Linked DNA regions of Homo sapiens: all the other regions are linked to region 1. A link is a loop called in an ENCODE intact Hi-C map of the cell type or tissue named here. Cell type or tissue: heart right ventricle. All regions are shown on one strand. Links, peaks and the distances in the headings refer to the core of each region. The heading gives the core; the rest is flanking DNA. Region 1 overlaps GABRA4 (gamma-aminobutyric acid type A receptor subunit alpha4). Region 2 has its middle 9.1 kb from the start of GABRA4. Region 3 overlaps GABRB1 (gamma-aminobutyric acid type A receptor subunit beta1). Region 4 overlaps GABRB1 (gamma-aminobutyric acid type A receptor subunit beta1). Region 5 holds the start of GABRB1 (gamma-aminobutyric acid type A receptor subunit beta1).

Region 1 (5,000 bases), core at 1-5,000:
ACTATCCATACGTACCTAACATTCCTTTATTTAAAAAAGTCCAAAAACTTTGATTTCTAAGTCCTTTCAATTTACTTTCATGAAAAGCATAGATAATAGTACACATTATTATGAAATCTAATAATACTGACATATTTTATTTTTCACTTCAATTAATGATGAAAATACAAATAAAATTTAATTAGAAAAAGGTTGTATTAGACTTATAAACAGCATCAACCAACAGTTGCATAAATATCTGAATTCAAACCATTAACCAATAAAGAGTGATTAAATTGAAATATTTCACTGCTTTTCAGCAAATTATTTTGTTTGTAGAACAAGATTATATTTGAAGAAAGTTGTGCAGTAAACCACTAAAATTCTTATAATATTGACAGCCACAATAAATAACTATATACATAATTAATTATAGATTCTCCATGCTAATGAAGGACAGTAATTTCTCAGATGTTCCCTGAAATACCCACGTCTGAGTTTTTAGAATATACTATTATATTTTTGCAGGAATTTGTCCTCCCTAACTATGCTTATTCTTAGCTATAGTAATGTTAGATGATCATTACTTTCCATAACTTCTCCCCTTACCATTTCATGAAGTAGATGGTGAGTGAAAAAATGGAGAAATAGAGGAAAGAGAAAGAAGAGCAGCTAATAAAAGGGTGATTGGAAGAAGCCAGCCTCAAAGGGCAATTCACAGATACTAATAATATATGAAGTGGGTAGATTATATACAATTAATTGAAATCTCACTTTAGACATAAAGGTTTATTCTACAAATGTATTCTTTTTTAGTATACTCATCTAGCATGTTTAAAGTTCAATTCATATCTCATAAATCATGACTTCAAGGTCGCTGAGTAGAGAAGGAAAAACAGCCTCACAAAACAGAGCCAGTGTAGACTCTGACAGGTGTAGAAAGCATTCGTCATGTCAGCTTGTAGTATTCTTCTAAGCAGGGTGCAGTTGAACTAATGAGAAATTGTAGCCTAACATATGGCACTGAATTTGGGTGGAGAAAATTGAAATCAAAATTGACATCAACCTGAAAGCTGAAGAACCATTACTTATCCTGCAGTTTTCCTCTATACAGAACATTGTAAATGTCACCTAATTAATCCTCAGATTTTGAATCTCTTGTTACAGAAAAGGATAGTAATTAACTGATTATCATTGATCCTAAAATATTATATACATGGTGAATAACATAAAAAAAGAACAAGGTATATCCTCAAAATTTAAAGAGCATATATAATCATTGGCAAGGAAACATACATACACACATGATACAATAAAAAATATAATGAAAGGTAAAATATATTCAAGAACCAAACTATGACCAAATGCTGAATATCCCAAGAAGAGAAGAAAAGAGAGTAAAATGATAAATTGGACAAACAGGAAAGAAATACATTTTTTTTTCAAATATAATATGATAGTTGCATACCATCTTCTTCTTTCAGTCAGTTAGGTTGTCCATGACCTTTAGAAATCTGTATGTTTCCTAATACCAAATTCTAAGGACTGGAGACTTTCCCTTCCAGCCAAAATGAAGTAACAGGAACTAAGTCTACTTTCCTGCCTAAAATGACCCCCAAAACTTAAAACAAATGCAAAAAAAAAACCTGTTGTTTGAAGAAACTGGCCATTAGACAACACAGAACCATAATCACCGAGAGGGAAGAAACAAACTTGAGAGAGTTGCCATGCTGTGGTTTAGGAAAGGAAAAAACAGAAAAAAACTGGCAGGCTTCCTGAACTGAAGAGATGAAGTTGAGAGTCTTGGGAGACCAAGATGGCTAGAGTTCACAGGACAAAGTACCAGAGATAAGAATGCTAAACAAAGAGAGAACTCCAAAGATCTAAAGAGAGTCCCCATTGAGTATTTTACTAAGCAAAGATCAGTTTATGGGTGTGAGGTAACTACCCAAGGCTGAAAGGAACCGTCCAAAATGATTAGAAGAAACAATACCTGACATTCACCCAAAGCCAGGAATAGTGCATGTTTCCACCTGCTGCACTAGAAAATGTCAACATTCATGTAGCATTTGGTAGAGTACGTAGAAGTTCCTGTCTTAATAGTATAGTATAAATAGCCTCAAACACTGCTCTGGTATTGTCTAATGAATTTTAAGAGCAAGAGTAGGAAGGATCAAACTGACTCTAAGTAACTTTACTGCCCCCCAAAACAAAGTATTAAAACATTTAAGTTCTTTCGTTCTAGACCAGTATGCTTCTGGAATGTCCTGAAATCTTGTGAATTGTGTTCTATATAATAGACTGGCTTCAAAAGTGACACCAATTCATCATTTCTCTTTATATTCCTGCCTCCATATTCATGCTCCACATTCATGTCCAGGAGCTTACCCACTCCTGACCCATCCAGAGTTGGAGTCTATTTTTCCTAAGCTGGCTAATGACTTTCTTTGTTCAATAGTATGTGGCGGAAATGATAGTTTGTCATTTCCAATTCTTAACCTCAACAGTTCTTACTTGCTTACACTCTTTCTGGAAACACTGACACCACCACCATAAGAACAGGTCAGCCTGGGCTAGCCTGCTAGAGATTGAGAGCTCATTTGGAGAATAGCCAGTTATCACAATGAGACAAGCCTAGAACATCCAACAACTAGCTGACACTAGATTCATGAGTGTTCCGTTAAGAGAAAATGAGCTGCCCGAGCAAGCGTAATCAACATCAACAGAATCCACAGTTGATCCACAGATTTGGGAGCAAAAATAAATATTAATTGTGTGTACCTGAAGTATCATTTTTTTTGTTATGCAATATTATTGTGGCAATAGATAATAGATAGATGAGTTAGATCAAAGGTCCTGATGGGAGGTGCTGCCAAGGGCTCGTGAGGGCGGAAGTTCCTCAGACATTCTGGGATACTTAGAAGATTGGCCTGCCCAGAACTCATAGAGGACCTTTAGGGGGCACTGTTGCCTAATCCACACGCTAGCTGAAGGACCAACATATTTTGCCCTTCATAATCCCACTCTATAAGAATTACAATATTTTAAAACAGAAAGGGATTTCAGTGATCAACTTATTCCATTACCTCATTTTCCAGTAGAGAAAAGTAAGAACAGAAAGGTTACAGGTCACTGGAAGTCATACAGCAAGTTACTTACTTGGTGTCTGTTCTGCCTCACTGTAGAGGTTCTCTACTCACAAATGTGGAGGAGGCTTTAAAGAACTTAACAAGCTGCACATATTTGAGTCAGTCAAGTACTCATAGTAGTATAATGTTAAGAAAAATTATACAAGACTTGGACATCAGAAAAAAATACAGCATGTCCTTTCAATGTCATAATAGAGTATTGTTTAACAAGCCCACTCAAGGATTATTAAGTCTTTAGAATAATTTACTTGAGTTTGATTTTGCCATTTAATATTTTATTAGAACCCAAACACTGTCAAGTTAACATATTCAATTATGGATTCCTGTCTAGTACAAAAGATCATGAAAGGTTATGGTTTTATTGCCTTGTCAGACATTAAGCACTTCTGTATTTAACCTACCAGTCTTATTTTACTTTTCCTTTTAAAAAATTGCCTATACGTAGCCATTCCTCAAAAAGATTTTGAATCCATTTTACCATCTAAGTGGGTCTCTCATTAATTAACAATTGAACCAATCTTGGAGACCTGTCCATTCATTATTTGTATGTCATGCTTTTGACAGTTGGAAAACTATATTCTGATGATATCTACTATTGGATAAGTTATAAATATCGAAGAAATAAAATCTTACATTTGAAGAATATGCCTAGAGAAAGAGGAGAGTCTAAGCAAAAATAAAAAGAATCAGTCTAAGGTGGTTAGAAAAAAGAACAATGAAGTAAGAGACTTTTTGAGAGTGGGGTGTGCAACATGAACAGTACCAAAAAGATTACTGTCTGAAAACAAAGATCAAGTGTTTTTATTCCAGTTTAAAAGAAGTAATGAGCTAGAGTATAAAGACTGTCTTATCAATCATTGTAGATTAATGCACACAGTAGGCACCTATTTCATATTTGATAAATTGCATTAAAATGGATATCCTATAGAATCAAGATCCTTTTTCAAATTAGAAAGTGTCAAAAATTTTTATCTGATCTCCAATTTATTATTTCTTTTTCTATGGGACACATCTTTAGAATATTGCAGGTAGTGCCTAAGGCATTTAAGTTATCTTGACTCAATCCCAAGTCTGGCTGAGAATGCCTTAGAAGTTTCACTATTCTGTATATCATATCCTACATAAAGGAAAGTGGAATTAGACTGATTTGAGGCTTAAATCATTGCTCTCTGCCAAGCAGTTAAATGACACTCAAGTTATTTTTGCAGTTATGTCTCAAGTTTTACTCTGTTAAAAGTAGTCATTTTCCATGATGACAGACCACAAAAGGAATAAGGTATCTGCTGATCTATCTGGCACACGACTCACTGGGAAGAATATTCACCCAGCTTTCACATTTTGGTGCAACTAATGTGTCAGAGTGATGTTGTGTTTCGTACAGAGTGTAGAGACTTCAGTGGTTCTATCATGATTTAGCTGATGCACAGTGGTTTCGAACAAGAAAAAGCACCTAAGCTTCATTTGAATTTTAAAAAATGATTTAGTTTGAAATTACTTTGTCATTAGTCACAATAGCCTGAAGCAAGAAAAGAGATGCAAGGTGGTAGATTTAAACATTACCAACAAATTAAAGCAGCAACAGGCAAACAGGAGCAGATCCAGGCAATTCGTCAGTCATGACTGTGATCTGACACAATTTCTAAATAATTTTTATCAACTGCAAAAAAAACTCATCTCAACTTATGACTCTAGCAGCAATGAGATAAAGTGACTAAGATTAGGTCTGCAGAATGCACACAGCTACATTCATATTACTTGCTTGAGAAGCTAATGAAGTTTAATAAAATGTAACTTAATCCTTGTAAATTAAAAACTAACAAGACTGATAACGAATAGGTTTATCTTCTAGAATATCAATGAGTCACATACTAA
Region 2 (6,658 bases), core at 917-5,916, 71 kb after region 1:
AACCACTTTGGAAAGCAGTTTGCCAATATATTTAAGTTTAACATATTCATACCATATGACCAAACCATCTAATTTAAATTTTATAGCTCCAAGAAACTCTCAAACATGTTCATGAGGAGACATCTAAAATATGTTACGTTGTTTGTAATAGTGGAAACTTAGAAACAAATTAAATGTCATTTAACAGGGAAGTGGATACATTACATTGTGGTGTAAAGAGAGAACTAGACAACAATTAAAATAAGGAAATAAGATATATGTTTCAATATAAATATATCAGGAGTAAATGTATACAAAAGAAGCAAGAGGCAAAACAAAGAAATCATTCTCCAAAGAGCTGAAGAGACCAGTGACTGACAGAAATTGTTTAGTTTACAAGATAACAAATAAAAAAAGAAACAGTGCTAAAACTCCTTCTGCTTATAAGATAACAAAACTAGCTAAAATGGATTAATGCCAATATGACTGTTGAAATAGACTTTGCAGAGAACAGACATGCTGACATCACAGCCTGAATATTCACTGCATGTTTCATACTAACTCCTCCCAAATTTGCACATGGGACCCATGAGGAGGCATGAAGAGATAACTGTGCATGCCCAAGGACTTTCCAGACCTCCTCTTTCCTTCCACCAATCTCCTGCTAATTCCAGAATCCACCCCCTAAACTTTTTCTAATAAAATTACTACCTTAAAGCCAGTACAGGGAGACAGATTTGAGCTGGACTCATGTCACCTTGTTAGTCAAATTGCAATAAAAACTTCTCTTTTATCAAAAACTCAGTGACATACTATTGGCTTCTAGTGCATCAGGGAGCAAACCACTTTCTCTCAATAATGATAATACCTTCAGCCAAATACTCATATAAAATTTAAAACTTAAAAAAACCATTATGCATGTTGTAGGTATGTATGTAGCCATATGAACAAATTTGCATGAAAAAATTAATAACAAATTCAAGATAATGGGTATCTGTGGCAGAAAGAGGAATGAAATAAGGGAAACATTGACTATTTCAACTGTTTATGTAAGCTTTATCTCATTAAAAATACCTCAAGCAAATATTGCAAAATGTTAAGTTTTGCTAAATCTGGTGGTCAGGACTTAGGTGTTCACTATGTTACTTTTTTTATATTCATCTTCTTTTGTGGAGCAAAGCACTATAAAACTTTCTAGCTTAAAACAATTTATGATACTCTTTCACAGTGCACATAGTTTGACTAGGCTCATATGGTGGTTTTCCCTGGAGGTCCTTCATCCCATTGCAGTTAGATAGTGGCTGGGGCTGGCATAATTTGAAGGTTTGACTGAGCTGGGCATTGAAGATAGCTTATTGCTTCACATGACTGGTGCTTCAGATAGACAGGGGGAATTGGCTGGAGATCTCTCTTCCCCCACCTCCCCCATCTTACTTACTTAGCCAGCTTGGATTTCCACATAACATGATGATCTTGGGGTAGTAAGACTTTTTATATGCCGGCTGGTTTTCCCAAAGTAAGCATTTCAAGTTAGACTGAAGCTGAAGACTTCTTATGACCAAACCTTGAAAGTCACAGAGCATTATCCTATTGGTCAGAGCAGGTAACAGGGTCAAACCAGATTCATGCAGAGGGGATAACAAAGATGTAAATACTGAGAGATATGATTCATTTGATGGCCATCTTTGAAGACTAGCTGTTATATATATTTTTCATATGCCTGAAATATTTCATAGAACAAATTGAATAGCATTTTATAAGAATGGTGTGATGGTTAACTTTGTGTTAATTTGCCTGGATCACAGTACCCAGATGTTTGGTAAGATATTATTTTAATTTAATTTTAGTTTTTTATGTTTATTTTTTATTTTTTGAGATGGAGTCTCGCTCTGTCGCCCAGGCTGGAGTACAGTGGCGCGATCTGGGCTCACTGCAAGCTCCGCCTCCCGGGTTCACGCCATTCTCCTGCCTCAGCCTCCCGAGTAGCTGGGACTACAGGCGCCCCCCACCACGCCCAGCTAATTTTTTGTATTTTTAGTAGAGATGTGGTTTCACCGTGTTAGCCAGGATGGTCTGAATCTCCTGACCTCGTGATTCTCCCGCCTTGGCCTCCCAAAGTGCTGGAATTACAGGTGTGAGCCACCATGCCCGGCCAGATATTATTTTCAATATTTCTGTGAATGTATTTCTTGGATGAAATAAAGATTTTAATCAATAGACTTTGAGTAAAACAGATTACCCTCCATAATTTGGGCGAGCCTCATCCAATCTGTTGAAGGCCTTAATAGGCAAAGACTGACCTCCCAGAAGAGGGAATTCTGCCAGCAGATGGACTTCAGATTTGATCTGCAACATTAGATATTCCCTGGGTCTCCAGTCTGCCAGACTTCCCTGCAGATTTTGGGTTTACCAACCCCTGTAATTGTGTGAGTCAATTCCTTAAAATTTCTACAGATAGAATAATCTATACTCTATCGGTTCAATTTCTCTAGAAAATCCTAACTAATACAGTTGTACGGGGATATAAAATTAAATGTTTATTAAATGTTTTGGGTTCTAGTAAAATTTTGTGTGTCAATTCAATGTTAAAATTTTTCTCACCTTTCAAATGCCATTAAATTGTTCCAAAAAGTGATATGAAATTGTTACAGAACTCTGAACTTTATCTTACAACAACTTATTGTTTTTATTAGTCTTAGGATAGGCAGTTTTTTACGACACAGTAACTCATGATATGTGAACCATTATAAATGTTAAACTTTCATGAACTATTACTTAGATTCTAAATTAATCATTATATTTGAATTTTGTTCTTTTGACTTTTCAGTCAAACAATGCATTCTCACTATAGAGATTTTGGAGACAACAAAATACTAGAAAGAAAACATTATATACCATACAATGTAAAACACATTTTAAAACTCTTTTTAAAAACATAGGCCTAAGCCTTTGCGAAAATATCAACATTTACTTTACAAGCTTTGGGTAAAAAAGTAGTGAGTGAGCATATTTGGCAAGTTAATAAGCCAAAGAAACAAAGATGCAGAATGTGTTGTGTATTTTATGCAATTTTATTATATATATTTGCATTGGATATTTTAATCATTTTTTTTACTGGTGATATGAAGGAATTCCTCTTTTAAATATATTTATAACCAGAAGAAAACACAAATTAAACCTAAAGAATGCAGGTATTTTCACTAATCATTCTAGACACAAATATTTTAGTCTTTCAAATGTTTAAATAAGAACCACCTTTAAAGTAAAGCACAATAGCAGAAATGTATGTGTTTTTTTTTCTGTATCTTTAAGTCCCCAATACAGAACCTATAACACAAATCAGACACACGCAAACTAAATGATTAAAGTATCATAGATATATACTAGCCTGCCATCAAACCAACACAGTGTTTGGAATTAAACTTTCACTTTCCAAACAAATCTGTGAATCCTGAACATGATACAGTGGTGAAATATTTGGTCCTCAAAAGACTATGAAGCCAGACTGCTCTTCATTACCATCTGGTGGCTACTGCATGGAGTGGCATTAACCATAATTTTAAGAGAGAGTTAAAGGGAGTGAATGTCATAAGAATAGAAGGAGAACCTCAATGGTATTGATTAATATTGAAAATGCATGAAGATAAATATCAGAGAAGGATTTGGGACTTTGCCATAGAAAAGTATACCACAAAAAGTTATTTATTGGAAACAGTTTAGAGTGAGCAAAAGTTGAATGTTTGATTTATGGATAGCATAAGACTCCCAAATCACTCCTATTTGCTTTATAATAAAAAAAAACTTTGTTCTTTTAGTGATAAATTCTATGTAGCAAATTGTCTGAATCTACTAAAGCTTTCAGTCCTCCATGTATCTTCACATGTCACTTGCCTCAGAAGTACCCTTTTCTATTTTATCTACCTGGAAAACACTTACATATCTTTAAAATTTAGATTAAGTGCAGCTCACTTGTGAAATCCACCTCCTCCCAGGTAAGGGTTTTGTTATCTGTCTCTACAGACTGTTGTAATTCTGTGGACCGTTTGCCTAATGGTTTCTTTTCATGACTGACTGAGTTTCTCGAGGATGGGGATGATGTTTTATTTATTTTTGTAAGACCCAAGTCCTAAGCATTTAATATGCTTATGTAAGGAATGAATCCAGGAGGAAGTTCATTGTTATTTAGGAAATAAATAACAATATTTTAAACCAAAAGAAACCTCTCACATTTCAGACTTGACAGACACTGAGACAAGGGACAAATTTAGGTTTTGGAGAAAGTAAATGTCCATATTGACATTCAAGTTTCCCACTTCCATGACAGAATTGCAGAGCTAAAACAGAACCAGAGAAATCATCTAGTTCTGCTACATTCTTTTAAGTATGGGAATGAGGCTCAGAGAGACGACATGATTTTCCTAAGTTTCTGTAATTGCTAACTACCAGAATCAGGATTGGAATCCCAGTCTTCTGACTCTTCCTCCAGTGAGGCGTTTATTCTGCTGATTTAATCTCTGACTTCCCTTAAGAGGAACCTTAGGTCTAGGAAATTGGGCTTTGAACCTAAAATGCAATGTCCTTTCAGGAATTCAATCCTATTGATCAATGTCAGCCCACACATATTTACAGGCAAGTTAGGAAATCATTAATTATGTTATGCGGCATTACAATAATATATTTAAAACGTTCTTTTGTTTTTTTTGTTTGTTTTGTTTTTGTTTTAGATGGAGTATTGCTCTGTCCCCAGGCTGGAGTGCAGTGGTGCCATCTCGGCTCATGCAACCGCCACCTCCTGGGTTCAAGCGGTTCCCCTGCCTCAGCCTCCCGAGTAGCTGGGACTACAGGCGCGTCCCACCAAGCCTGTCTAACTTTTTGTGTTTTAGTAGAGACGGGGTTTCACCATGTTGGCCAGGTTGGTCTCGATCTCCTTACCTTGTGATCTGCCTGCCTCGGCCTTTCAAAGTGCTGAGATTACAGGTGTGAGCCACCGTGCCTGACCTACAATAATATATTTAAAACTTTCTTAAAGTTCTTTAATTTTTCCCAGTGGTTACAATTCTAGGCATTGATTCTAAGAAAATGACGAGACACTTATGTCAAGATTATAGGCATGATGAGCAATAGAGCATCATTATTAATACCTTTTATTTTTAGTTTTTATGGGTACATGGTAGGTGTATTTGTTTATGGGAGACATGAGATATTTTAATACAGGCATGCAATGCATAATATTAATACTTTAAAAAAAAAGAATAGGTTCCCTGGTTTAATTTCCAATGTCTTTGACTATTAAAGGATATACTTTAGGGTTGAATGGGAAGAGTTTGAGATGCTCAAAACACACCTTGCTTTTTGACTGCCTATTCCAACTATTGGTGCGGCCAGACACTTGATTTAAAAAACAAACAGACAAGCAAACAAACAAAAAACAGATGACACAGTCTCTTCGAATCTGTTAAGATACGTAGTTTATAATCCAGAATTGGTTTTATTCTGTCAATGTGTATTTGATTTCGTATCATCTAGTTTTTCCACCTTTAAAAATTATACTTCTAGGAAAAACAATATGTTTGCTATTTGAAGTTTAATACTTATAGTTTCAATAGTTTTGTGTTTCCTCGAAGGTCAATGGCATGCAGTGATTTGTAACTGTTGCTAAGGCATATATAGAAACAGTGAATTCTGAGAGGCTAAGGAGCAGGCAGATGCAATCACCTAGATGGAGAGAGAGCCAAAGCCAAGAGTGGGCCTAGGGGGAGGCCAGACACACCTGGCTTTGTGACTCCTAGGGTTAATGTCCCAGATGCAGAAACTTTCCTGAAGTGATTTTTAAAAATGGTTCTCCGTAGGGCCAGGCGCAGTGGCTCACGCCTATAATCCCAGCACTTTGGGAGGCCGAGGCGGGTGGATCACGAGGTCAGGAAATCGAGACCATCCTGGCTAACACGGTGAAACCCCGTCTCTACTAAAAATACAAAAAATTAGCCAGGCATGGTGGCGGGCGCCTGTAGTCCCAGCTACTCGGGAGGCTGAGGCAGGAGAATGGCGTGAACCCGAGAGGCGGAGCTTGCAGTGAGCTGAGATCCAGCCATCGCACTCCAGCATGGGCGACAGAGTGGGACTCCGTCTCAAACAAACAAACAAACAAACAAAAACTGTTCTTGGTGAGGAAGTGACCATCCAGTGAGATTTTAAATGTCAGTGTATGCTGAAAATGCAGCAAACCTGTGGTTTGAGCACAGTATCTGATAAGGATCCATTTGATGCTAAAAGAGAAAGTAGTAAAGCAATGCAAACATTTCAGTCATAAGGTAAAAACCATCGGCAGTCTCTCTTAACTTATAGTCAGCTTTTTTTAAGCCTCCTGAAGATCCAAGGACTAAAAATGTCCTTTTGTCAATCACAGAGAACTTTACGTCTCCCTCTGCAACTTCTCTAAAATTAGGAACCAGTGCTTCTGCAATGGCTACCCAATTTCTTTACCTAACTCTGAAAGAGTCAACTTGTAACATATGGGGCTTAGCAAAACTGTGCCTTCATTTAATTTGTCCTCTACTCTGGCTTATTTGCAGCCAAACTTTCAGGATTTTAATCTTTGTCTTATGAATACAAATGTCTTCTTTCCTCCCTTCTTTCATTTCTTCCTGTACTTATTTTTTTATTTACTTAAAAACTTGGA
Region 3 (5,000 bases), core at 1-5,000, 190 kb after region 1:
ACAGATTTTAAAAGGCTGTTTCAAAAAAAAAAGGGCATGTGGCCAATAAGCTTCTGAAAAGAGGTTTAATGTAACTAGTAATTAAGGACATGCGAAATCAAAACAATGCAACATTATTAAACACCCATGTAGGCACAAATTAAAAAGTCAATTTGATGTTGCTGAAAAACTGGATAAACAAAAATATTCATGATCTGCAGGAAAAAATAAATTTTAAGTCAAAAACTATAAAAAGAGACAAAAAAGTTAATTATATAATTATAAAGCAGTCAATTCAGCAATAGGATACAACAATGTGTGTATGTGTGTATATATCCATATATATACACATATGCACCCAACACTAGAGCACCCAAATATATAAAGCAAATATTATTAGAGCTAAAGAGAGATTGACTCTGATACAATATTAGCTGGAGAATTCAACACCCACTTTCAGCGTTTGATAGATTTTCCAGACAGAAAATCAACAAGGAAACATTGGACTTAATCTCCACTCCCCTGTGGCCCAGGGCTGGTCTAGAAATGCCATCCATGAGCCAAGGTCTGGAACTGGGGACTCTGAGAGCCTGCCTGGTGCTTTACCTCGCTGCAGCTGAACTGGTACCTAAGCTGCAAGGCAAAATCCCCTTTACTCTTTCCTCTGCTTTTCTCAAGCAGATGGAGTCTCTCCTCATAATCACCACAGCTGTGAATATTCTGGGTCACACCTGAACCCAGCATGTCTCAAGAGTCTCACTGAAAGTCCACGGCATGTACTCCTAGTTACAGGTACTGATTATTCAGGATCCAACAGCTCTTTAATCAACAGTTGATAAATCATGCCAGGGCTAGGTCCTTCCTCTCAAGGCAGCAGGTTCCCTTCTGACCAATTGTGTCTAGAGATGTCATCCAGGAGCTAGGGTCTGCAGTGGGGTCCTCATGACTCTGCCCAGTGCCCTATTCTACTGTGGCTGAGTTGATATCCAGGTTGCAAGAGTCCTTTTTACTCTCCCCTCTCCTCTTCTGAAGCAGAAGAAAGGAGACTTTTCGGATCTATGAGCTGTGCTGCCTGGTGTTGAAGAAGGGGCACAAGCTGCCCTGGCTGGTGTCTCACTAGGCTGCATGCCCTCCAACTCCACTGGCTCTGAGCCCAGGACAGCACTAAGACTTGCCTGGGAGTTGCAGTCATTGTAACTTAGACTACCATTCAAGTTTATTTAGGACCCCAGAGCACTTTAGTCCTTGGTGGCAAAGCTTAGTAAAACTCAGGCTCTGACCACTGGGTTGGGTAAACTCAGGCTCTGACCACTCCTCTGGCTAGGGCTCATCTAAATGCTCCCTCCATGTCCATGTGTGTTGGCTGAGTTCTGCCCAGTGTTGACAGGAGTGAGTTTTAATGCAAAGCCCCACAATTGCTGTGCTTTTCTTCTTCCAAGCACATAGATTCTCTCTCCCCACCCCTGAGGCCACTGCCAGGGAATAGGAGATGGGTGGCATCGGAAAATCAAGACTGTCTTTACTACTCTCTTCAGTGTCTCTTTCAGCGATATGAAGTTAAAAAACCAAGTACTGTGATCACTCACCTGAGTTTTGGTTTTTAGAAGGTGCTTTTTTGTGTCAATAGTTGTTAAATTTGGTGTTCCTGAAGGGAGGATGATTGATGAAGGCTTCCATTTGGCCATCTTGCTTCACCTCCCACTCCTAAATAGAATGTGATTTTCAAAAATTGTGCACAAAATTATATTTTATAACATATGAGGACACAAAAATGCCACTAAATTGAGATGTATCTAAGGTATTTCTCTATCATAATATATTTTCAATATGGGAAAGGAATCCACCTCAAAGAATGAATATGCAAACTAATTTTTGTTAAGCTGAGTCATAGTTAAATTATTTTATGCAAATTAAAGACAACAGTCGTTTGGAATTTTGAGATGGTTTTCTTATACTAGGGACTTATAAACGATTATTCTAAATGGAAACAAAATATGTTTTATCAAGCAATCCCATTTGATTTGAACATACTTCAATGCATTTAATTTCTTAAAGCTTCTGTTTTTACTACTTAATAGTTAAATAATATTAATTTGTTAGGCATGATCTTCTTGTGAACATACCCAGAAAAAAGGCATGTCTATTTCCTAGTATTCTAATCCATTTCCATGATATCTATATCCTTAACTCCTCTCTAGACTCTCAGACTCCAAAAACAGCCTAGAGCAGAGCTTCTGGGAAAGTCCTGTCAGTACTTAATATGTGATCATCCTAGTTCTGTAACACTGCCCTGAGCTTATACCTCCAAAATCACATAACTGGATTTATGCTTGAAAACTTTGAATCATCAGTGGCCAAGGAAATACTTTTCTGCAGAGAGGTTTAAATTTTTAGTTGACAGTGTTGAATCTCAATTTGCTGAATTTGTTCTGGGTGAAATAATTTTCAGACTGTTTAGTTCATCATTTTTTGTAGAAAAAGTCTTCCTTTTTTTCACATTTGATACGTTTCCCATGATTATCAGTTAAGGTCCAATAAGAAGACAGGAACCAGAACAGATTTCTTTTTGACCAGAGAAATATAAAGAATTGTTAACTAGCCGTAAAGTTGTCAACTGAGCAACTGAAAGAGTAAAAGGTAATTCTAACATATCATGGAAGCACCAACTTCAGAAAGCAGGTACTACTCTCATGGTAAAATAAGGAAAGATGTTAGAAAACTTAAGACACTGAGAGGAAGAACCCCATGGAACTGAAACTCCAGTCTCAAAGGACACTGGGTGCTTCTAAGCAGGAGCTAATGTCTCTGAGGGGAAGTATGATAGACTTGGTTCTGCAAGTGTTGTAAAAACTGCAACAGCTGCTGTCACAGGACAAAACTGTCACTGCTGAGTTGATGAAGCCTTGCTGAAGTGAGGCTCACAGGAACCACAGTGGGCAAGAAGCTCACTGGAAACAAGTAGAAAGGAGCAAGTACTTTCTTCTTCCCCTAGCCTTGAAGCCTTCCTCTAGCTCCCTCTACTGGCAGATCCTGAGAAAAACGAGCTGACCAGCTGAAATGACTGGTAGAATACTAGCCCTAACTCAGCACGTATATAGTGTAAAAGCTTGGGATTGAAGCTGTGAAACAGAAATTTAATAGCTGTTATACTGTCTTATTAACCTACAAAATAGGAAGCTGCAATTATACAATGCAATGAAAGCGAGTAGATGTACAACTCATTTTCTCTTGAATTATTCCAGTGCTCTGCCTTTTTGACATCACAAACATAACTTGAAATTCAATGATTCAGTATTTATTTTTTCACTCTTTTAAATACAATTTATTCACTACCTACTTTACAAAAGGTACTATTCTGGGCTAGAGACGAAATAAATCCAGTTCTTATACATACATATGTGTATGTGTGTGTGTGTATTTATACATATATATGATTATATATAATATGTATTATATAATATTATATATATTAGATAATATTATATAATATATATTAGATAATATATTATACTTTAGATATTATATTTTATATATATATTACATATATACATATATACACATATATATTATATATTATAATATATTATTTTATATATTATAATATATTATATATTATAATATATTACATTATTTCATATATTATAATATATTATATATTATAATATATTACATTATTTCATATATTATAATATATTATATATTATAATATATTACATTATTTCATATATTATAATATATTACATTATTTCATATATTATAATATATTATATATTATAATATATTACATTATTTTATATATATAAATATATATGATATGATATATCATATATATGATATATTATATATATAATATGATATATGATATATGATATATCATATATTATTATATATATAATATATTATAATATATTATATATCATATATTATTATATATAATATATTATATATCATATATTATATATTATATTATATTATATATTATATTATATATATTATATCATATATATGATATATATCTTATATATAATATATATAATATATAATATATTATATATTAATATATGATATATAATATATTATATATATTATATATATCATATATATGTATAAATGCACACATGCACACACACACACACATGCATATATATATAATCTTGCTTTTCTGGCATATATATACCTGAAAAAAATATATATATACACATCTAACTATACATCTGCAGTCATAAAGGCCTCAGATAAGTCTTTCAGTTGTTTAAACCAATTGTTAGAGGAGCTCATGAGGGCTTATAGATCATTTGAGAAAAAAAGTTAAAAATTTATGAGAGAAACCTCATGGTCTTAAAGGATGAGTAGAATTTTAAAATTGGATATTGGCATTAGAAGAGTTTTGCAAACAGAATGCATGTTCATTCTGGGTTTATGGATAACTGGCAACAACTGCGTGACCTGATTTCAGACCTGCTCAACTGCAATCCTGGAGGCAGTACCATTAGCCCCAGCATGAGAAGGTCTGTACCTGCCAAAACTAATCTGTAAAGACAGGAAGAGGTGTTTGGTCTTTCAAATACACAAACATCAACACAAGACTACACAATTTAAGAAGAATCAGGCAAATATAAAACCACAAAGGAAACTAATAAAGCTCTGTAACTAATCCTAAAGAAACGGAAATCTATAAATTGCCTGACAAAAAAATTCTAAATAATTGCTTCAAGGATTCTCAGTGCACTACACGAAAACAGACAGAAAACTCAGTGAAATCAGGAAAATAATACATGACAAAATTGGAAGTTCAACAAAGAAATAGAAATTGCAGAAAAGAACCTAACAAATTCTGGAGCTGAAAAATATGATAAATGAAATAAAATTGCAATACAGAACTTCAACAGCAGACTTGATTAAGCAGAAGAATCAGTGAACTAAAAGACAGGTCATGTGAAATCATCCAGTCAAGGAAGAAAGGAAAGAAAATGAAAAGGAGGAAGGAAAGACCACAGGATTTATTAGATACCATCAAGCAA
Region 4 (5,000 bases), core at 1-5,000, 180 kb after region 1:
GGGACTACAGGCGTGTGCCACCATGCCTGGCTAATTTTTTTTGTTTTTTCTTGTTTGTTTGTTTTTGTATTTTTAGTAGACATTGAAGTTAGCAGTTCTGGGCTATTTCTAAAATCACAGCAAGATTGTCCTGAATCCCTACTTAAAGATATTGGGCCAAATCTGATAGTGAGAAATATTTACACAGTAGCTGGGACTACAGGCATGTTTGCCAGGCTGATCTCGACCTCCTGACCTCGTAATCCGACTGCCTCAGCCTCCCAAGTGCTGGGATTACAGGCGTGAGCCGCCACACCCAGCCTAAAAAGTAGTATTCTACAATTGTGTTACTATATAGCAGAAAGTGAATGGCTTTGGAGGGAATAAGGCAGTTCTTGGTTTGATTGTCAGGTTCACCACTGAATACTTTATGTAATCTTGATCCAACTATTTAAAATTTGAAGCCTCAGTTTCTCTATTTGTTAAAGAAACAACTTATACACCTGAAGATGAAAAGGAAAACATATATAGAAAGTGCATAGAGCCTGTCAGTTTATTTCATTTTCTGAGTTATGTACCCAATATCCATAATTCATCCATTCATTTACTCATTCAATGAATCTTTATTAAGTGCCTACCTTGTGTCAAGCACTGTATTAAGCACAGTGAAATAAAAAAAAAAAATCCTGCCTTGTGGAGCTTATATTCTTATTTGTGAGATGTGACTAAATTCTTATTAAGAAAGTTAATCACATACTTGCCTGTGAAATTATAAATATGTATAATTATAAAATTATCTTCTCTAAGCTAAAAAGAAACCCTATCTCTAAATCTATATTTCCTTTATCTCTTTATTGCCTTTCTTTAGCCATTCCTGTTTCCCTTGGCAATTATGATAATTTTTATGTGTCTACTTCTGTATTAGGCTTGAAATGGAGTTAGAAGGTTGGATGGGAAAGGTATACAGGAATGTTATTCCCTACCCCAAAAATGCTGAATGTCACAGAAAATAAAAAAATCAGGGCCGGGTGCAGTGGTTCGCGCCTGTAATCCCAGCACTTTGGGAAGCCAAGGTGGGCAGATCACCAGAAGTCGAGAGTTCGAGATCAGCCTGGCTAACATAGTGAAACCCCGTCTCTACTAAAATATACAAAATTAGCTGGGTGTGGTGTCGTGCACCTGTAATCCCAGCTACTCCAGAGGCTGAGGAAGGAGAATTGCTTGAACCTGGGAGGCGGAGGTTGCAGTGAGCTGGGATCGTGCCACTGCACTCCAGCCTGGGTGACAGAGTGAGACTTCGTCTCCAAAAAAAAAAAAAAAAAATCATTTAACGTTGAGTACATAATGTGTTAAGTGAAATAAAAATATAATTATGAATACAGAACCATATGTTAAACAATAAATAGAAATATACAAAATGAGAATTCAGATAAGGAAAAAATAAGTCAATATAAAATTAATCAAAAGAAACCTTCACAAAAGTGGTGGCTTTCAAGCCAACTTTGAAGGATGGATACATTTTCAACACATGGAGAAGAGAAGAACAATCATGAGAGGGTAACATTTTTTTTCTCCCAGCTCCTAATGCTCAGATCCTTAATTAGTATCATTACTCTAGTTGTGCCAGATTTCAGATAAATAAAATACCTTATCTAATTAGCAGAACACAACCTGGCAACCAATGTTTTTTGTTGGTTTCACCAATAAATCCAAATTTACCAAATATTTTCTATTTTTCAATTTATTCAGCCCCGCAGTTCTGTTTTCAATTTATTCTCCCTGCAGTTCTGTTGTTAAATAACAGACAGGATCCATACATAGAGTGTCCAGATACCACCTATAGTTGAGTAGGATCTAGCCTTTTCTACTTTCTCAGCCAGAAAATAAGGTATGTGGCCACAGCCTTACGGCAATTTAAGTCTGACAGGCCTCAGTTCCTTCTGCTTCCGTGGTTAGGGTTGTCTGACCAAGCTAGAGATGCATATGCAGTTTACAGTTCTTATTTGGTTCTGAAATACTCTACCACATCCCACCAGAATCATGCGTTATTCCCGACCATCTACTTTTTCTCAATCCTATGTATAGTGATGTTTTTAGGCAGCTAATCATTCCAAGGCGTATGAAGAGAACTGTCTAAACCTCTCTTGCTGCCATCTACTTCCTGCACAGGTCATCCTCAGAGTACTCTCTGAATGCACGCAGGGTTTGAGAACTGATTGGCTCAGAAGGTTCTGGATTCTGGTTTTGATTCATTTCAAAGACAGCAACTGTATTTAGGGGAAGAAGGCTTTTTTCTCTCTGGTCTTGGTGTCCCTACATATCAAGGTTGGGCACTAAAAGTATCAATAAACCAGTGTGTTCATCCTCATCTCCACCTTTATATTTTGTGGCCATCTGCCAAACTATGATTCTGGGCATGCAATATTAGGTATGTTGTCCAATAATGTACTTTTGCATTCATCTTCTTCAAGGAAGCACATAATTGAATTTCTGCCCAGATATTTGGCATGTGACTTTTCTTCTTTGTTAGTTTGTAGCATTATGACCATTTTGGGGGTCTGTTTTCATATAGTCACAGGCATTTTAATGAGAATCCTGGGAGACCTTTATTAGTCTACTTCCAAGCTGACTCCAACTTTCATTTTTGAAACTTGTACTAGCTACATAATTTACAAGGCCCAGTGCAAAATGAAAATGCAGAGCCCCTTGTTCAGAAATTCTTAAGTCAAGAGCACAGGAAGACAGAATATAAACCAAACATGGCTACTATCTAAGCGCTGTGTCCTGTGTGACTGCACGCTAAGCTGGTCCACTTAAAACTGTCTCCAGCTTCAGGTTTGAGGTCCCTGCCATCTCAATGTTCCTTCTTTCCCTACTAGAACTTCTCAATTCCTTGACTGACTTCTCTTCTTTAAGCTCTTTAAATATGAGTGAATCCAAGATTATAGTTCCCGTTCTCTGATACTGTTTTTCTACTATGTAACTCTAAGAAATCACAAGTAGTTTAATGATTACTCCTTTCTGAAGGTGACTCTAAACTTAATATCTCAAGCCTTCATGGTTCTCATGAATTGAGGAACAAATTTCTAATTGCAAGCAGACATTTATGCTGATAGCTAATACATCTAAAATGGAATCCTTCTTATCCCCAGGCTTTTTCCTAGGAATTCTCTTTAAATATTTTGAACATTTGCTCTCTTTAGCTTCACAAATATAAATAAAAATTAACCTCTACTTAAAAAAATTTGGTTACTAACTTTGATAATATTTGTCTGATATTTTCACTTATTCTATCTTGTACCACTGTCTGAATGCTTTAAGTACTTTCAAAATTTTTTCTTCTTTTTTGGAAAAAGATCTAGTATAAGTAATAATATCTTGAGAAATGTGAATTGGAACAATTGACTTTTTATGATTTTTTAAATATAAAATCATAAAAATTACTGTTGTTTAATGATATATTCAACTTATCTTTAAATCATGGGGAATTAACTTGATTTTCATTTCTGGTGTTATGTTCTAGGAAATATCCTTAGTAAAGAGTCAACTGAAAGCTCTTCTGCTTTTTTAATACATTGAAAAAAAGTGCATATTTTATAGCAAATTAGTAAACTGGTAAAGGCTTTTTCTAACACAATAAGATTTTTAAATAAAACATATGTATTATGTTAACAGCATGTTAAAAAAACAGTTAACAGTAATTAGGAATTTCTGTGATTATTTAAAAATAGGAAAATCTTTTCCATTTCTCATATATTCAATCCAATTTTACATTAATGCTGAAGCAAACCACATGGTACTGTGCTTTTATTTGTACTGTACTCTATAGCATTCCATTTTTTAAATTTTATTTTACTTTTATTCTGATTGACCATGTTAGTCAGGCTATATCATCTTCGCCAAGGACAACCTCAGAATATTTTCTACATTTAACCAATATAAGCCATTCACAGTATTGGTGTTTTGTTTTGTTAATTTGAGAAGCAAGCTTCAAATTTTGAAAATATGCAAGTAGCCTGTGGTTTTTACTTGCTAGTTGTATTTAAGTCTTTTACAGAAAAATAAATTGTCAAGTTTGGTACACTCTACAACTAGTTACTTAATGCAGTATTCATGGGATCCATAAATAAGGTTTGATTTGTGTTTTTTTTTCCTAGGAATTATTTTTCTGTTCTGCTAGTGAAGTATTTGGAGGTTCATTCCTAGCCTAAGACATTCATCTCAATTATTTTAATTGGCTCCCTGCAGATAGCCCTTAATATGTGATATCATTCACTTACAAAGTAGTTGCCACAGATATCTGCCAGTGCTCAACCTGGTGGCAAAGATGTGTAAAAACCATTTCAAATGATGTCTTTAGACATGCAGAGAATATCACTATAACATAATGTTTAGTACTACAATTTTTCTTCATTCACTGTCTCTACTTATCTAGTCTCCTATGTCAGCAGCATTGTCACTGCTAAATCTTTTGGAACATATAGTGGTAAATTAGTTTGGCTGTTAAGTTAGGTGGGAAAATAAAAGGTATACATTTACTAATTTTTTCCTTGGGATTTCTGATTAGATACTATGGCTTACTGGTCCTGTATTATTATTGTTGTAATTACAATATCTAGTACTTTTCTTTGGGCAAGTGTATTAGTCCATTCTTGCATCTTTATAAAGAACTACCTGCGACTGAGCCATTTGTAAAGAAAAGAGGTTTAATTGACTCACAGTTCCACAGGCTGTACAGGAAGTATGATTGGGGAGGCTTCAGGGAAACTTACAATCATGGCAGAAGGGCAAGGGGAAGCAGGCACCTCTTCACATGGTGGAGCAGGAGAGAGAGAAAGAAGGGGGAAGTGCTACACACTTTTAAATAACCAGATCTCATGAGAACTCACACACCATCAGGAGAGCAGCAAGCGGGGAAGTCCACCCCCATGATCCAGTCACCACCTGCCAGGCCATTCCTCCAACACTGAAGATTACAATTAGGTATGAGATTTGGTGGGGACATACAGCCAAACCATATC
Region 5 (6,501 bases), core at 1,502-6,501, 100 kb after region 1:
TGTTATTTTAAAATGTACAATTAAGTTACTGACTACAGTCACCCTACTCTGCTATCAAATATTAGAGATTCTTTGGTGAAATGCTTGTTACAATTGTTTGCTCATTATTTATTAGACATTTATTTCTCTCATTGATTGGCATAAACATTTTAAAATATAAATTGCAAATGTATCTCCTAATTGGTCACTTCGTTATCAGTTTTGATCAGCTTTTTGTAAAATATTTCAAATATCTAGAAATATATGGAGAGTAGAATGATGAACACCCACATATCATGTTGTGGCTAATTGGAATGAAATTTTTTTGATAAAATATTGTAGATTCATTTGAACCTTAAAGTGTGGTATCCTTCTTATTTTTGTTCTCTATTCTGTGTATGTGTATATATATACATACACACACAAACACACACCCCGACACATACATATACACCATATATATGTATATGTGTATATATGTGTATATATATGTATATATGGTATATATACATATATATGGTGTATATGTGTATATATGGTATATATACCATATATATATATATGGTGTATATGTACATAATATATCTTTTGGGTTTTACACTTAAATATTTTAAAATTTATGTTATCATGGCTCATTATATCATTCTGCACCTTGCTCTTGTTTCGTTTTTGCTCAGTGTTTTACTTCTGGGATTTGTCAGTGTAGAAGCATGTAGACATTCAACTATTTTGACTGTTGTATTACATTGTGTGATTATATTCCTATTTATTTCCAATTAATAAAAATTGTTGCCAGTTTTGCACTACTAAAAACAACACTGCCATAAATATTCTTAGACTGCATGAGTTTATCACTAGGGTATATTCTGAGTGGTAGCAATTCTGGGCCAAAGAGCATGGGCATCTTTGACTTTACTAGTATGTCCAAAGAGTGGTACAAAGTGTTTAGATCAATTTATATGTCTACTGAAAATATATGGAGTTTTAAAAGCCAATTTTTAATATTCTTAAGTTTTGCATATCTCATGAGTTTAAAATAGTGTACAATTCCTTTAATTTGCAATTCCTTATTTAGAGTGGCTTTTGATCTTTTCTTATTTACTTCTGGAAGTTTTTTTTTCTGGTAATTTCTTTATACAAACCTTCTGATGGTTAAATTTGCTGAAAACATGTTCTTTCTATGTATAACTTGACTTTTCAGAAGAAGCTTTGGATTTAAAGAAGGTTACATTTTAACATAGTTATCGCAATAATCTTTTTTATCATTTATAACTTTGTTCATCTTTAGATCTTTCCTTTTATCACAGTCATAAAGATATTCTCCTATATAGTTTAAAGTTTTGAAAGTTTTGTTTTTTGTATTAAAGTTACGTATCTACCTGTAATATATTTTCATGTATGTAATGATGTAAAGATCTACTTTTTTCCCTTATGGATAATAAATTGTCTTGCAACATTTATTGAGTAGCTCATCTTTTCCTACTTCTCTTAAAATAGAGGAGTATTTCTGTGCTCTCTATTTGCTCGTACTATTTTGCTTTTTATCCCTACATGAATTCCATGCCAAAGACAAACTGATTCAGTTTCTATATAGCACAATAATGTCTTGATATCTCAAAGGCAAATGCCCCCATATTCCTTCTCTTTTTTTCTTCTTCTTCTTCCAGGTTTTCTTGGCTTTTATTTACCCCCTCATTCTTCTATTTGAATTTTGGAATTAGTTTATTCATTTCCATTTAGAATGTAGGAATTTTGATTCAAATTGGTTATATTTCTTACATTGGATAGAATTGACATCCTTACAATGTTGAGTCTTCCCAATTACCCATATGGTACATTTTCCATTTATCTAGGTCATATTTTGTGTATTTAAATAATGTTATGTACCTTCACTCTAAACTTCTTGTGCATATTTTTCCCCCAGTTATTCCTAGGTACATTAGAATTTTTTGTTATTATTGTAATGGAATAAATTTTTCTATTACGTTTTTTTGTTTGGTAACTCCTGTGTAGGGAAATACTAAGAATATGCATAAGTTTCTTGACCTTGAGACACTTCCATCCTAGTTAGAAGCTAATTTTTAAGCTGTCTCCTCTTTCCCTCATAAAAGTAAGCAGCAGACTATAATAGGAGTAGGGATTACAATTCGCTTTACTTACACTTGTGTGTGTCCCTCTCCCATTAGATGTGAATTTCTCTAGGACAAGAACCCTTTTTGAATCAGTTATAAGTCCCAGAATGCCCACAACAAAATTTAATATATACTATTTAACAAAAGAACAAACACCTAGTCCAGGGCCTTCTGCCTAACATGTGCTCAATGACATTTGTAGAATCGAAGTTACTGAATTTGATTTAATTCAAACAATACTTGCTCCTGCAGAATCCCAACCTACTGGCGAACAGAGGTTAAACTGTCTGGATGTTTCAGAGTTCTGCTAGGGGTCACAAATACCACCTTAAATGCTGTCAATTTAAGAAGGAGATTTTTCTTATCACAACCTGGAGGATAAGTGGGGCTTGCAGTGGATGGCCCTAGAAAAAAAGATTGCCTGCCCAGAACTGCTGCTGGATCCTTTGTTTCCCTCATTTCCCAACCTGGATGAAAAACGACAAGGGGAGGGAAGAAAAGTGGGGTGGAAGAAAAGTTGGCTTGCCCCTCCTACTCTGCCTCCTACAGAAGTCTACACCAAGCCAGATGTCCTAGGATGCCTCCCAAGGGCACCTAATTTTTGGAGTTCTCAAATACGTCCTGAGTTTCCTCTGTACCTTTAGTAACTCTCCCGTTCCCTCTCTCTCCACTCTTCCCTGCTCCCAGTCACCCCCACCCACAACCCCCGCTGATCACATCCTCCCGGTGCCCGCCACAGGCAACCAGAGAACAACAGACCCTCCTCCAGAGTCCCCGTTCTAGGACCTCCCTGACTGTCAACGAAAGATGCCAATCACAGGCAGCCTTAGCCAGATCACTGAGCGCCCAGTAAAAAAAACAAAATCAGGTTGAGGGCAGAAATGAAATCAACATAGCAACCTCCAATGCATGAAGGAAACTCCGTTTACACATGCTCGTAGGATCCCCTGCGTGGAAACAGCAGCTTGTCTCTGACTACCCGGAGGACATGGAGCACCCCAAATAGGAACTTTAGAGGGATTGAAATCTGTTGCCTGTTCCACTAGGAATATTGTTTGCAAGGCACAAGGTGTCTTTTGGTAGTGAGCGCGCTCTGCGCATGCGCAGGTCCATTCGGGAATTACTGCCCAGCAGCCGACTAAGTTGCATTCCTTGAATCTTCGCAGAAAAGACAATTCTTTTAATCAGAGTTAGTAATGTGGACAGTACAAAATCGAGAGAGTCTGGGGCTTCTCTCTTTCCCTGTGATGATTACCATGGTCTGTTGTGCACACAGGTGAGCTGCTGTTGTTGAATCTCGCTCTCTCTCTCTCTCTCTCTTTTTTTCTTGGTATGTTTCTTTTTACGTGTCTGCTGGATCATGTATCTTGTTGTTTGGGGGTAGGTGTGCCTGTATCTTTTTATATGTGCTCACAGTTTGTGCTCATTTTGAATACGGTCCCTACTTCTTCCCCTTAGCACCAATGAACCCAGCAACATGTCATACGTGAAAGAGACAGTGGACAGATTGCTCAAAGGATATGACATTCGCTTGCGGCCGGACTTCGGAGGTAACGCTTCATCTTTTTTCAACCTGTAACCCATCCTTAGTTCTCCTTTTCTGTCAAAGATAAATGTCAAAAAAAAAAAAAGAAAAGGCATGTCATTTTCGTAAGCGTGCACTATACCCTGGGCACACACACACACACACACACACACACACACACCCCGGGTCCCCAGTCTCAGGTGGATGAATCCTCAGGCGGAGGCGACCTTCTCCCGGGCCGACACACCCTCTGCATAGTCACTGCATCACGCGTGTGCCCACACCTGTTTTCCCAGGCAGTCCCCTGAAAGGGGTGGTGGGGGGAGCAGGGAGGGAGCCCGTTAAGAATGGAGTAAGGGCTGGGAAGCCCCCAGACCCTCCCCAGCCTGCTGTCACTGAGAGAATCTGTTCCTAATGTGGCCCACCTCCCCGGCAGGGCCCCCCGTCGACGTTGGGATGCGGATCGATGTCGCCAGCATAGACATGGTCTCCGAAGTGAATATGGTGAGTGGCCTCCCGAGGGGCCCGGCGGTTCGGCTTACGCAGATGGGAAATGGACAGGTCCCTTTGCCCTCTGCGTTTCATTGGCGGTCACCTCGCCCCTGGCCCCTGAGGTCCCACTCCGCACCCGCTCCCCGCTCCGGCACACACACCCGGTCGCCCCTGGTTTGTAATTTCGACACACACGGGCTACTGCGGTGTTCCAGGGGAAACGTGCTCGGCACTATTTTGGGAAGGACGAGTGACTGTTGCGCCGTGGATCTGCTGGGGCGGAGTCTGAGCGTTACTTTAGCTGGGTTTCCCTGCGTGTTTGGATGAGGAGGGCACCATCTGCTGGCAGCCGGGCGGCCTGCACTAGGGTCCCCGGACCGGTGGTCGGCAGCCATCACCTCCCCAGGCGCGGTGCTGGCAATCCCCATGGCCCTCGCAGTCCGCGAGCCCGGATGCACCAAGGCCCTGCCACCGAGAGCACAGTCTGGGTTTCAAAGTGTCCTCTCTCTCCAGGTTCAGGCACACCTGGTGGCAGGAGCAACAGGCTAAGACAACAGTCCATGTTTGCTAGTAGGAAAAGTGCCCGAGCCTGGGTAGGCTTGTATTGTTCTCTTGCGGGAGGTTATGAATTTGTCTTACTGCATCTTGCAAATTTAAGTTGAAACAGAATAAATCAAGTCATATTGCTTCACCTTACTCTAGAAACCTAAGCATGCCTAAAAATCCTGATAATTTAAGGGACGTTGGAAGGGAGAGGGGGCGACAGTAACACAGCACAGTCCTTTCATTTCAAAGGGGTCAACATTCTTTTATATATTTCTTCCCTCTCTTTTTGGAAGCTATTGCAAAATGAACTGAAATAGCTGCCACTTTCTCTGTTGGCTGGTTCCGTCCACTGTGTGTAGGAGTTTTCTACTTAGAGTTTCTAACTGTTGCTTCTCGTAAGACGGAAAAGCCTGTTGCTTTTCTAGAATCAACCACCCAGGGAACAGCTAGATCTACGTGAGCAAAATGCCATTTTTATTCCACTTGTGAAAAAATGTTATGGCGGCAGAAATTTATAAATCCTGAATAATTTAAAGAGTAAAACCATTTGAGATTGTATCACTCTATGGCTATAAAGGCTATTGAATTGTCTTTCATTTCATTCCTACTGTGTCGTTTTATTTTAATATACTATGGTTTAAGAATTCTTTTCTTTTCCTTTTTAGGTTATGTTAGGGTCGAAATAAATATGTCTATAGCTTATTGAATAGGAATAGAATAAAAAGTGTGACTATTTAATTTCTGTATTTTGTAGTTGTAGCGGCTCCTGCTTCAAATAACGTATTTAAAATACTATTTGTAAATGTCTCTGATTGTCGTGCTGGAAAAAGAAACTCAATTTTAAAAACGTAATACACAATGAATATTTCTCATTTGGCAAACTGACTTATTATATTCTGTTTACATACATGTTAACACCACAAAGTAACCCAAAACATATTATTTAGAAACACTCTGAGGAATGTAATAATATGTGCCTAATCTACACGAATGCAACTGGACAAATTAGACAATGAATTAGTTTAACAAGTTGTATCATGTAGATTAATAATGTTAATATTTTTCCTTTTCAATCATTTCCTTTGGTATCTTGTAAGCATCCACAGATAATTGATAAAATAGAAGATTTAAAAAGCTCAAAAAGCAAATGCAGCCTTTGTTCTACCTTGCCGTGTAGAGTGTCATGCTTTTCAGAATTTTAAAAAATATATAATTCTGTTGGCTATATTGACATACCCCTTTTCAGTTTTTTTTAAAACTCAATTAAATAGGGAAGTTGCTGCAATCAACAACCACCGTAACAAAAAGTTCTGTATAATTAGTTGTTCAACTGAATTCATACATAAGCTCAGAACAAGGATTGACTTTAATTGAAATACCACTGGACATTTCTTCCTAATGATTAAATAATACAGTCTGTTTACTCACAGCAACACGTGTGTATGCACTTGATTTTTCAAAAGTATTCACCCAGCTGATAAGCCTTTGAAAATACCTGTTCTACTACAATCCCCATTACCTTTCCACAACAATGTTACAGACATGATTAGAAAATAGAAACCACTCAAAGTTGAAAAATAATAAACCTTGATTTACTTGTTCTTTCTTGTTTCTCCTTTTAATGAGCACTATCAACAGAACCCAAAGTTTATTTTATCTTCTGTCATCTATGACAAAACATTGAAATAAATAGATTGGAAATAACTCCAAGAAAAATGGAAATAAAGAGTAATGTTTTTAAAATTGAGGGTTCTGTATAAACACAACTCAGATGGTTAGCCCGCACCCCCAAAAGAGAATTGTTTATTATATGTTGTGATATTTAGC

Evidence for each region. A loop is a pair of places that touch in the nucleus more often than their neighbours do. Peaks named below come from ENCODE experiments on the same cell type or tissue, not always from the same donor. Only the 100,000 strongest peaks of a DNase experiment are listed, where the experiment ranks them.
Region 2: it touches region 1 in a loop (4-fold over the local background); 24 of 110 quality-filtered maps call a loop at or near these places.
Region 3: it touches region 1 in a loop (2.7-fold over the local background); 26 of 110 quality-filtered maps call a loop at or near these places.
Region 4: it touches region 1 in a loop (3-fold over the local background); 27 of 110 quality-filtered maps call a loop at or near these places.
Region 5: a loop joins it to region 1, with 21 times the contacts of the local background. A loop is called at or near these places in 38 of 110 quality-filtered maps.

What each region holds. Positions count from the first base shown.
Region 1 is chr4:46,929,223-46,934,222 of GRCh38, forward strand. The region is part of intron 8 of GABRA4 (gamma-aminobutyric acid type A receptor subunit alpha4); the gene reads right to left. Among named protein-coding and RNA genes, the nearest start is that of COX7B2, 22 kb to the left of the region's middle. In heart right ventricle, for the core only: a CTCF peak has its summit at 2,940 (motif pointing right); a DNase peak (open chromatin) is centred at 2,924; H3K27ac peaks cover 404 bases.
Region 2 is chr4:46,999,309-47,005,966 of GRCh38, forward strand. It overlaps a transcript of GABRB1 not described here. Among named protein-coding and RNA genes, the nearest start is that of GABRA4, 9.1 kb to the left of the region's middle. In heart right ventricle, for the core only: a CTCF peak has its summit at 3,502 (motif pointing left); no DNase peak of the experiment used is centred there; H3K27ac peaks cover 704 bases.
Region 3 is chr4:47,119,878-47,124,877 of GRCh38, forward strand. All of the region lies in intron 3 of GABRB1 (gamma-aminobutyric acid type A receptor subunit beta1), which reads left to right. Among named protein-coding and RNA genes, the nearest start is that of GABRB1, 91 kb to the left of the region's middle. In heart right ventricle, for the core only: CTCF peaks have their summits at 3,018 (motif pointing left) and 3,220; a DNase peak (open chromatin) is centred at 2,891.
Region 4 is chr4:47,112,103-47,117,102 of GRCh38, forward strand. All of the region lies in intron 3 of GABRB1 (gamma-aminobutyric acid type A receptor subunit beta1), which reads left to right. Among named protein-coding and RNA genes, the nearest start is that of GABRB1, 83 kb to the left of the region's middle. In heart right ventricle, for the core only: no CTCF peak of the experiment used is centred there; no DNase peak of the experiment used is centred there.
Region 5 is chr4:47,028,345-47,034,845 of GRCh38, forward strand. GABRB1 (gamma-aminobutyric acid type A receptor subunit beta1) reads left to right here and starts at 3,223. Exons shown (of 9, transcript NM_000812.4): 1 at 3,223-3,387; 2 at 3,570-3,661; 3 at 4,073-4,140. The coding sequence starts at 3,308. In heart right ventricle, for the core only: a CTCF peak has its summit at 4,490 (motif pointing left); DNase peaks (open chromatin) are centred at 3,197, 4,138 and 4,447; H3K4me3 peaks cover 2,408 bases; H3K27ac peaks cover 1,309 bases; H3K27me3 peaks cover 1,984 bases.